Linked DNA regions of Homo sapiens: all the other regions are linked to region 2. Evidence: chromatin contacts called from ENCODE Hi-C or POLR2A ChIA-PET data. All regions are on one chromosome and are shown on one strand. Each heading gives the region's core, a stretch centred on a gene start or an enhancer-like site at or near the end of the contact. The rest is flanking DNA. Distances are from core to core; before and after follow the strand shown. Region 1 holds the start of U2AF2 (U2 small nuclear RNA auxiliary factor 2). Region 2 holds the start of AKT1S1 (AKT1 substrate 1). Region 3 holds the start of CIC (capicua transcriptional repressor).

Evidence for each region. Hi-C counts contacts between places; a loop is a spot of excess contacts on that map. ChIA-PET counts read pairs that join two places held with the same protein, here RNA polymerase II (POLR2A). Pooled maps may share reads with other maps.
Region 1: a loop to region 2 is called in a map of gastrocnemius medialis, with 5 times the contacts of the local background. The contact joins the promoter of U2AF2 here to the promoter of AKT1S1 in region 2. A Hi-C loop is called at or near these places in 3 of 168 maps with a recorded cell type or tissue (ascending aorta, gastrocnemius medialis and naive thymus-derived CD4-positive, alpha-beta T cell) and 12 of 50 pooled maps.
Region 3: a pooled map shows a loop between it and region 2 (11-fold over the local background). The contact joins the promoter of CIC here to the promoter of AKT1S1 in region 2. A Hi-C loop is called at or near these places in 4 of 50 pooled maps. POLR2A ChIA-PET finds 5 or more read pairs at or near these places in 2 of 52 experiments (MCF 10A and WTC11).

The regions. Positions count from the first base shown.
Region 1 is chr19:55,653,335-55,656,485 of GRCh38, forward strand. U2AF2 (U2 small nuclear RNA auxiliary factor 2) reads left to right here and starts at 1,701. Exons shown (of 12, transcript NM_007279.3): 1 at 1,701-1,819. The coding sequence starts at 1,771. RefSeq lists enhancers at 827-1,496, 2,447-2,526 and silencers at 1,547-1,596, 1,687-1,736, 1,947-2,086.
Region 2 is chr19:49,876,105-49,879,076 of GRCh38, forward strand. It overlaps AKT1S1 (AKT1 substrate 1), which reads right to left and starts at 1,251. Exons shown (of 5, transcript NM_001098633.4): 1 at 1,133-1,251. It overlaps TBC1D17 (TBC1 domain family member 17), which reads left to right and starts at 1,598. Exons shown (of 17, transcript NM_024682.3): 1 at 1,598-1,640; 2 at 2,039-2,137; 3 at 2,394-2,468. The coding sequence starts at 1,620. RefSeq lists enhancers at 1-831, 415-1,054, 1,235-1,574, 1,792-2,751 and a silencer at 1,795-2,084.
Region 3 is chr19:42,267,570-42,270,640 of GRCh38, forward strand. CIC (capicua transcriptional repressor) reads left to right here and starts at 1,683. Exons shown (of 21, transcript NM_001386298.1): 1 at 1,683-1,812. RefSeq lists an enhancer at 673-1,182.

The sequences.
Region 1 (3,151 bases), core at 451-2,950, 5.8 Mb after region 2:
GCGCCCCAGAAAACTCGGAGGCAGAGCTCGGGAAAAGAAGCGCGGACACAGCCGGGCGCGGTGGCTCACGCCTGTAATCCCAGCACTTTGGGAGGCCGAGGCAGGCGGATCACGAGTTCAGGAGATCGAGACCATCCTGGCTAACACGGTGAAACCCCGTCTCTACTAAAAATACAAAAAATTAGCCAGGTGTGGTGGCGGGCGCCTGTAGTCCCAGCTACTTGGAAGGCTGAGGCAGGAGAATCGCTTGAACCCGGCAGGCGAAGGTTCCAGTGAGCCGAGATCGCGCCACTGCACTCCAGCCTGGGCGACAGAGACTCCGTCTCAAAAAAAAAAAAAAAAAAGTAAAAAGAAGCGTGGACACTACCCGCTGGGCTACCCAGACCGGAGCGCGGCGCGAGAGGCGTGAGTCGATGACCTCTAGCGAGGGAGGCCACCTAGCGGCCAGGCCAAGTCTGGAGGATACTTCCGTTGGGCCGCCAGGGGGCAGTAACGCCAGATCATCTGTCTCCCGGAAGTAATGCCAGATGATCCGTCTGCCGCGCCTGCGCGGCGGGAAGAGCCGGAGCGCGTTGATGTGGTTGCCGAGACAACCAAGAGGGTGGCCGGATTTAACGGCTGGGGATTAAGCACTTTCACCGTTGTAAGGGAAATCTCGCGCACGCGCAATGGGGACTGAAACCTGGTCCCCGCAACCCCCTTCACGGGAGCAGTGGGAGAGCGCGCCACAGAACGACTTTTACGCAGGCGCAGAAGCCTGTTTCCCCTCACCCGCGGCTTCCACCCTGCGCAGGCGCAAAAAGCCGCGCTGGCAACCTCCGCAGCGGTCGCGCGCACCCTTCATCCCTCTTGCTGCTTTTGTCTGGCACAACCTTCTCAGGCCCTCCGCGAGGCCGGCCCTTTTTTTCTTTCACTTTCCCCACCCGGAGAGCCAGGTGCCGAGAACTAGGACCTCGTCCCCTTCTCTATCCCTTCCCCTGATCCATCTCGTCTCTGTTCTCCTTCCCTTTTCCGTTCCCGAAGCCGGAAGGAGCCGAGGTACCCACGGAAAAAGTCGAAGCTGTCCCCGGAGAGTGAGGCCTTCACGAAGCGGTGGCGGAAGGAGCCGAAGTTCTCTGATCGGAGGCGTGAGCAAGTGGCATCTCCGGAAAGAGCCGAAACACGGACTCGAGCTTAATCCCAGGAGGGGCCCGAGGGCGAGATCCGGAAATCTCCGGAAAGAGCCGAAGGCCGGGACGGTTAGGATTGTCGGAAGTGGCCGATTGCTTGGACAGGGCCGGCGGAGAAGATCGGAGCAAGTCCGTGGAAGAAGCCAAAGACTGGGACGGATTGAATTGTTGGAAGAACCCGAACTCGCAGAGGGGACTGGGCGCAGTGGCACACGAGGACACACGGAAACCTCCGAACGTTGAGGAGATAATCTCGGAAAAGTTACGGAAACCTGGGAAGTCGGCGAAACCCTACGTTCGGGTGTTTTCGGAAGCAGCCGAAGCGGCCGCCTGCTTCGCCTTCGTCCAGTATCCGGAGATAGCCGAGGCGCTTCGGAGCCAGGCTCGGGGGGAGGGGCAAGCTCGCGGGCGGGCGGGCGGGTGAGGGGGCGGAGCCCGGGCGGGGCGGGGAGGGCTGCCGGAGGCTTGATTAGGTAGGAGGTGGCGAAGCGCCGGCGGCGGCCGGAAGTAGCCGAAGCCAGCGGCGGAAGTAGCCGAAGCGGCTGGAGCGGGCGGCAAGGCGAGGCGAAAGCTGCACAGGGCCCTACGCGGCCGCCTCAGCATGTCGGACTTCGACGAGTTCGAGCGGCAGCTCAACGAGAATAAACAAGGTGAGGGCACCGGGGTCGCGGGGCGGAGGTGTGGGCGGCTCCTCGCGTCGCTCTTTGCCCCCCCGCCATTTTCTCCCTCGCTTCCCCCCACTTCACGGCCGCGCGGCGCCCCCCAACCCTGGTTCCGTGGCGCGCGCCTCGTTCACGTGACGTCCCCAGCGTTCCGCCGCGCGCTAGGCGAGGGGAAGGGGGCGGCGGGGCGCGGGCCCGTGACGCATGCGCACGGCGGCTGTCCCTGCGCCCCACGTGGTCCTGGCGGAGGTGGCGCGGGGGACGCGGCACGAGCGCGCCAGATGCCTCGACGTGAACTTTTGTTTTTTAAAATCTTTTTGGTTTCTCTGAAAAGGAGATTATGTTAGTCCCCGTAATCTCTTTTCTCCCGCTGCCTTGGCACTTCCGCTTCCGGTCGGGCCCACGGCAGCGTCTCCACGCCCCCTTTGTTTCCAAAATGGCGGTTGTGAGAACTTGGTGGGGGGGCCCCTTTCCTTCCTTCACGTGGATGAGGGCAGAGCCGTTTCGGCGGATGCTTGGAGGCCACGGGCCCCTCGCGTACCCCTTTTCCTTTTTGCTGATTTGCTCTGATCTCTCCCGCCAGGTGGTTTCTGCCCCGTCTGTTGGTAGTGGGGCGCCTCATATTAACGTGTTTGGCACATGTTGCCTAAAAGCATCTGCATTCTTTGAGTGTCCGCACGCACACATCCTGCATATGCGGGGCTTTTGGCGGTCCCGAGAATCGCGATATGGAGTGTTTGAGACAAACCTCAAATCATTTACAATCCCAATCTCAGGGCACCTGATAATACTCAGTCTCAGATCTCAATATAGAGATAAGAAAACAGGTTCTGAGGGAGGAAGAGGGATCTGGCCCACTGCGCTAAACTCTTCACTTACGGGGAAGGTGGGAGGCAGGTTCCCTTCAGGGTATCGAAAATTGTGATGGGTTAGAACAAAAAGCCTGGGGCCCTGATCTTAGGGATTCCAATAATATTAGAAGTGGGAGAGTTGTTAAGACGCTTTAAAAATCCTCCGTGTTTCAGTTTGTGAAGAAATACAGGACCAGGGAAGATTGGAGACTTGTTTCTTTTCAGGCTTCAGCTGCCCATGTTCCTAGCTCGTTCGGAGGACGAAATGAGGGCTGAGGAATTTTCCTTTGAACCCGGGCTAGAGTTGGGTAGGGGCTGTATTAGGAAACAGTGTCCTGGGGAAGCAATAACGTTTACTGAGGGTCTGACTCTGTCTTAGTTGATGGACTGCTCAAGAGCATAGGCTTTGGAGTTGAGCACATCAGGAAGTTTAGATACCTGCTTTGTCGTTTAGTAACTGCTTTTAATA
Region 2 (2,972 bases), core at 1-2,500:
CCCACACCCCAAGATGTGAGGAACCTGAGCATGAACGCGGTAGCCATGGGGTGAGCGCCTGGGGCCACGCTCAGCTGCCCCGAGACCTCCCAACCTCGCCCGGGGTCCAGGGAGGACCCACTGGTCTAGGAAGAAAACAGGAAATCCCGCCCAGACGGAGGCCAGGACCGGAAGTCCCGCCTTTGGACGGGTGAGGGGCGCCCCGAGGCCCCCCAAACCATCCCCCGACCCCGTGGACGTGGTCCACGGCCCAGGTAGAGATCCCAGGCGCTCTGGAACCGCAAGGTGAGACTGTCTACGATTTGCCTCAGGTCTGACAGGACGATTCCCACGGGCGACCCCCTTCCAGCGCTCAGCAAAGGATCGCTGGCAGACCTCTGCCCTCTGATCTGTGCAGGCCATACCCCTCCCGTGAGCCGCTCGCCCTCCCAGCGCCCCGCTGCCTCAGGACGGCCAAATCCTCCCCACACCGCGGTTAACAACGCCGCCTCCACTCACGTGCCCGTAGCCAGCATGGCCGGCCCGGCGCCGTCACCGCCCTCAAAAGACATGGCGGCGCCTTGCGTCACGTCCGCGCAGTTGCCCCGCCTCCTCTCCGCACACTCCGCCTCCCTTATCGGGGCCGCCCGAGATCAAGATGGCGGCCACAGGGGCTTCATCCGAACCAGTTGACAAGGGTGACGACAGCTTGCCCCTAAGAAAAATGGCCCCGCCTAGAGCATTTCCATTTGCCCCCAACAATAATGGCCGTCCTCATATGCTCAATCATGACCACAGTAAACGAAGGCAAGCGACCTGACGTCCCTGACCCACAATAAACTTCTTCGACAAAAGTAGAGGAAATCGGTGCTCGTTAACAACATGGCAGCCAACCGGGCTTAATCAGCCCATAGTGTATATTGGCTCTCCCTCCCTCCAACCTGCTCCCATTCGGCACGAAGGCTGGCAAAGATCCAACACGGCAGCATTTCTTGCTTCGGTTTGCCAGGCTTCAAAATGGCGGCTCAGCCCGCTTTCTCGCGACGGTGACTCAGAAATTCGTCCGGGGCCGCTTCGTTTCTGGGGGCACTGACGGCTTCATCCCGTTATCCTGAGTCCCTCAGTGCCTCTTGTGGTGTACAGCTCCTCTCACCTCCTCTTCTCTTATCCGTTCGGCTCTTCCAGCTGTCGCGCCCCGCAGAGAGATGGGACAGCCCCGTATTAACATGGCCTTAGCTGACCGGCTTAGGCCATGCCCTCGAGCAAAATGGTACCTCCTTGGCTTCAATTCCAGTATACAATATGGAGAAGGAAGTGGGCGTTTCAAGGCGTGCTTGCCCCAGGTGGTGCAGCTCTCAGACCCTCCCACTTGTTTACTTCGTGGCGAGAGGGCGAACACTGCGCCTGCGCACTCTCCGTAGCCGGATCCACCTTCAGCGTCTGCGCCACGTGACTCCGATCCACCCTCGAGGTTCCAGTGGAATAACCCCCTTCTGAAAAATGGTTTCACCCGCTCCTTCTCTAGAACGGGTCGGGCCGCTACCACTGTCCGGCCCGGAGGGGAACTGTTTTCTCCGGAAGTGACAACACGCTGACTAGGAAAAGGAGGAGGCGGGGCAGTGGGGCCTTCGGCGGCGACTATGGAAGGAGCCGGCTACAGGGTAAGCACTGAGGACGCATTCCCTCGCTTCAGTGTATGCGAAACGCCCCGTCTAGTGATCAGCTCTTCTCTCAGGCCTTGGCTCTCGAGAATCCGGCACGGCCTTGGCAAACACCGATCTCTTATAAACGCGCCGTCACCCTCCCGTCCACCGCCCCAGGGAAGAACCTCCCATGGCCCCGCCCCCCCGGCTCAGGCGACTCCTTGAGCCCTGCCCCCTGTGGAACGCACGTCAGCATCCGAACGCGGGCTGGACCATTCTCCCCGCCTTGGTCCCGGGGCAATGGCCCTCCCGGCCCCGCCCCCTGAGGGTGGCTCCTCCCTGGGCCCGTCCCTATTGGCTCCCCAGGCTGGTCCCCTCGCTTGGGCCCCAGCCCTCGCTGGTTCCCCCCAACTCAGGTGGTGTTTGAGAAGGGCGGAGTGTACCTGCACACCAGCGCTAAGAAGTATCAGGACCGAGACTCTCTCATCGCTGGTGTCATCCGTGTCGTGGAAAAGGTGCGCTGGGAGGGAGCAGGGCTCGGACCCGCTCCGAGCGGGATGCAGGCGGTCTGGGATGCAGGCGGCAGCTGTAGGAGTTTGGTCTGGCGGTCAGCAGTGGGACCTGAAGAAGGCTGGGTGTGGGAACTGGAATGAGGGGCGGGACTTTGAAAGGCTGAGGGTAGAAACTGGGAAAGTTTGGAAATTTGCAACGGAAAGTTTTGGGAATGTGGTTTGGGGAGCGCCTCTAACCCCGCCTCCCTCCTTACCCTAGGACAATGACGTCCTCCTGCACTGGGCTCCTGTAGAGGAGGCTGGAGATTCCACCCAAATCCTCTTCTCCAAGAAGGTAGGCTCCACCCGCTTTGCCCTTCTCCACTCGCTTTTTTTCTAGGTCCGTGCTGTTGTAAGTCATTTGAGGGACCTGCGTACAATCCCAGACCTACTCGTGGGGCATGTGTGACCCTGTTTAGGCTTGGGTACTCTGCCTCTCCTTTTGCTCCTCTCTGTGAAATGGGCAGAGGATGCCCATTCAAGGAAAAAGAGCAGGGAGCATAAGACGCACGGTCGTGGGGACGGCTGACCCCTCTCTCCCTTTGCTTCTTGGGAGATCCCTGCCAGGGTGCAAGATGTGGATTCGAGTTGCTTGAAGGGAAATGGCATTTCCTCTGGTGCCAGAGGACAGGGCCTGACAGCCTACTCACCCACTTCGTCACTGCTCCCGGCTTTCCCTTCGTTATGTCTCCTGGGACTTCCCATGGCTGGACCCCGTCCTGGGCAATTCTGAGACCCAGAGATAAGTCAGATCCAGACCCACCTAAGCCCTGACCCTTACTCACTTTTTGAGAAACTG
Region 3 (3,071 bases), core at 433-2,932, 7.6 Mb before region 2:
TTGTGAACAGTGGGACTTTCTCATAGATGTGAATATCCTTCATATTCCATGAACCCCATTGGACAACTAATATTTCTTCTATGCTATGAACTAGCTCTATGCCCTAGCACATTCTTTCACACGTAGTTTGAGTGTTTCATGGACAGTATGACTTGCAATAGACTGGATGCAGTTTCCTCACAAGTGGTGTGAATTCCAGTGTGGAATCTGAACCTGTCACAGGCAAAAGAAAGCCTCCCTGCGGCCAGCGTACCCATATTGCTTCCCATTAGCCTCGGACCAGGGCGAATACAAAGTGGAGGGCATAGATGCATTGCAGACAGGTTCACCATCTGGTTGTAAACCCGTATCTGGGCAGCAGGCATCTACTACAAACAGGGCATCTCCCTGTCCTCCTCCACTCCAGTGTGATACCCTCCTACCCCTGGGATCTTTAAAAATCTGCCTCTGTCAGGGGCGTACACCCACAAAGTGTAGCTCTCCACGTAATGCAGTGCGAAGCCCCAAGAAGCGCTGCATTTCGTCATCTCGGCCCCCTGCCCCAATGCCTAGTGGGCTGTCAAACTGCGCTGTCCTAAATGTCAAACTCTTGGAGGAGGTGACCTGTCCCCCGGGCCCCAGGCCGCGCGCGTTGCCTATACTGCAGCGCGCGACACCCCACAAGCGCGCGTTCTCTCCCCTCCCGGTGGCAACAGGGCTTTCCGCGGGGCCGCGCCAGACTTTTCGAGACCGTCAATTGGTCGTAGTCCCGGCCACCCGGCAGCCAATCAACAAGGGGAAAGGTGACATCACTGGTTCTCCTCCCCTCCCCCAATCCAAACTTCCCTACTCCGTCTACCGGCAGCAACAACCACGTGGGGGAGGGGTAAGAGAGTAGAACCGGTGAGGTCATTGCACCGCCCCGGCCGCTGCTGATTGGCTGCGGGGCTCGCGGGTGGCGGTTGGCTGCTCCTTGCACCTCCCCCTCGTGCCGCTACCGCTGCCACTGAGAGGAGCCACCGGCGACGCCAGAGCCAGGAATACGGGTGAGTCGGGGCCCTGGGTCTAAGATACTCCTGGCGTCCAGTGAGACTCACGACGAACTGCCCTTTTCGACTTTTTCTCCTCGCCGGGTTTCTTTGGTGCTCCAAGCACTCTGTCACATGGGAGTTGTAGTCTGCCTTGTACTGTCGGCTATGGGCCGAAGACGTGAGAAGACTACGGTTCCCAGCAGGAACTGCGACTAGCCGGTCAACAAACGTTCGGGCCACGCCTTCTACCTCCGTTCATTGGACAACCCGTCCCTTAGCCCCTCCTCCTTTCATTTCATTGGCTACTGTCCCTCACAGAGGCTGGGTTCCGGCCTAGGCTGCATGGCGACTGGGTACTGTATTTGTCATTTGGAACTAAGACGGCCTGCAATTGGACACGACTGGTGTCCTTCACTTGTTGTAGGGTAGGGCCCTAGGCAGATCAGGCAGTCGTAGGCTCAGGTTGGTGTCGGTCCCGGAGGGAGGCCGGTCTTGGACTTTGGCCCCGCCCCCTAGCGCTGCCCGATGGGCCCAATTGGTCGCCGCGAGCGTCGCTCGTCGTCGAGAGGCGGAGCCGACCAGTCTGCGGATATCTATTGGTCTAGGCTGGCGCCGGTCAGTGGGGTTGTGATCGCTGATTGGCTGGCTGCTCCAGCTGTTGCAGGTCCATTCACCATTTTGTGTGTTGGAGTAAAAAAAAAAGGGAGAATCGAGAGGGAGAGCCGGAGGGGGGGCGGGGAGGGACCGGACCGGACCGAGCCGGGGCCACGGCCCCCCGCCCCGAAACCCCGCCGAGCCCAAGGTGAGGGGCGGGGCCAGGGCTGACACAGGAAAGGGGGGTCCGGGGGGCTGGGGGCCGAGAGGGGACAGGTGGCAGGGACGGGGAGGGGGTACAGGGGGAAAGGGGTGGGCGGAATGGTGGGAAGGGAGGAGGGAGTGGAGGAAGTGGTGGGGGTTTGACAGAAAAAGGGTAACTGGGGGAGGGGGTGGTGGGCAAAGAAGGGTAACAGGAATGGAGGGGTGACAGGACTAGATCAGGGTGACAGGGAGAGGGAGGGGACAGAGTTGGAGAGTGTGACAAGGAGAGGTGATGGGGAGAGAAGGTGACAGGTCCGGAGATGGCTGACAGGACAGTGACTGGGAGGAATAGGTGACAGAGATAAATGGGGGTGACAAGGAGGGGGTGACAGGAGGGGGCCTAGGGCATTTTAACCGAGAGGTAGAGATAGAGGTAGTGACAGGATGAGAGAGAGAGTGTCAGAGAAGCTGGTGCCAGGAGGGCTAATGGGAACAGAGGGTATGAGACCCCAAAGAGCCAGGGCCTGGGCTGGCCTGGGCTCCGGGAGTTACTACTCAGATCTGAGGAAGGTGAGGGCCCCCGGGGCTTGGGTGGGAGTTATTCAGACAGGGTGGACAGGAAGAGAGTAGGCCCTAGGGGAAAGAAAGCAGCTCTGGGGCGAAGAGAGGCTGGGCCAGGCAGCAAGGTCTAGGGGTCCAGGCGGCATAGTTGTAGGCCCTGGGTGGGGTATGCAAAGGTTTGTGCTTGGAAAAAACTGGAGCCAGATCTCAGTCCCCAACATGGTAGTCTAGTGGGTCAGCGGGTATTAGGTGGTGATGGCTGCCCAACTTCTGGGCATTTGGGTGCCAGCCCCGGGACGCCCTCCAGGCTCTGCCTGTGAGGACCCCAGGATTGGCCCAAGAAAGGGCAGGCCTGGGACTCCAGGGTCCACAGGAGGAGCAGGCCCCTAGTGAGAGAGCATGAGGTCAAGGGTCCCCCAGTAGCTGGAAGACTGAGTCGGGGTTGCCTCTCATTGTGTTTGGCTTATGGTTCTGGGTCCCCCAACCCTCCTAGAGGCCTCTGTTTTGGCCTCTCAGGTTCTCTTAGTCACTTCAGAGTAAAGTTTTTTCCCCTTTTCTTTTCTCAGGGCAGCTCGAAAGGGGGCGGGCAGTAATGACTGTTCAGGAAGTGGGTGAGGTTGGCCTGTTGGGCTTGTCCTGCTTTCTTTGACCTTATCCCACCTATCCCCACTTGGAGTTGGAGGGCATATTTGGGGGCCTGCG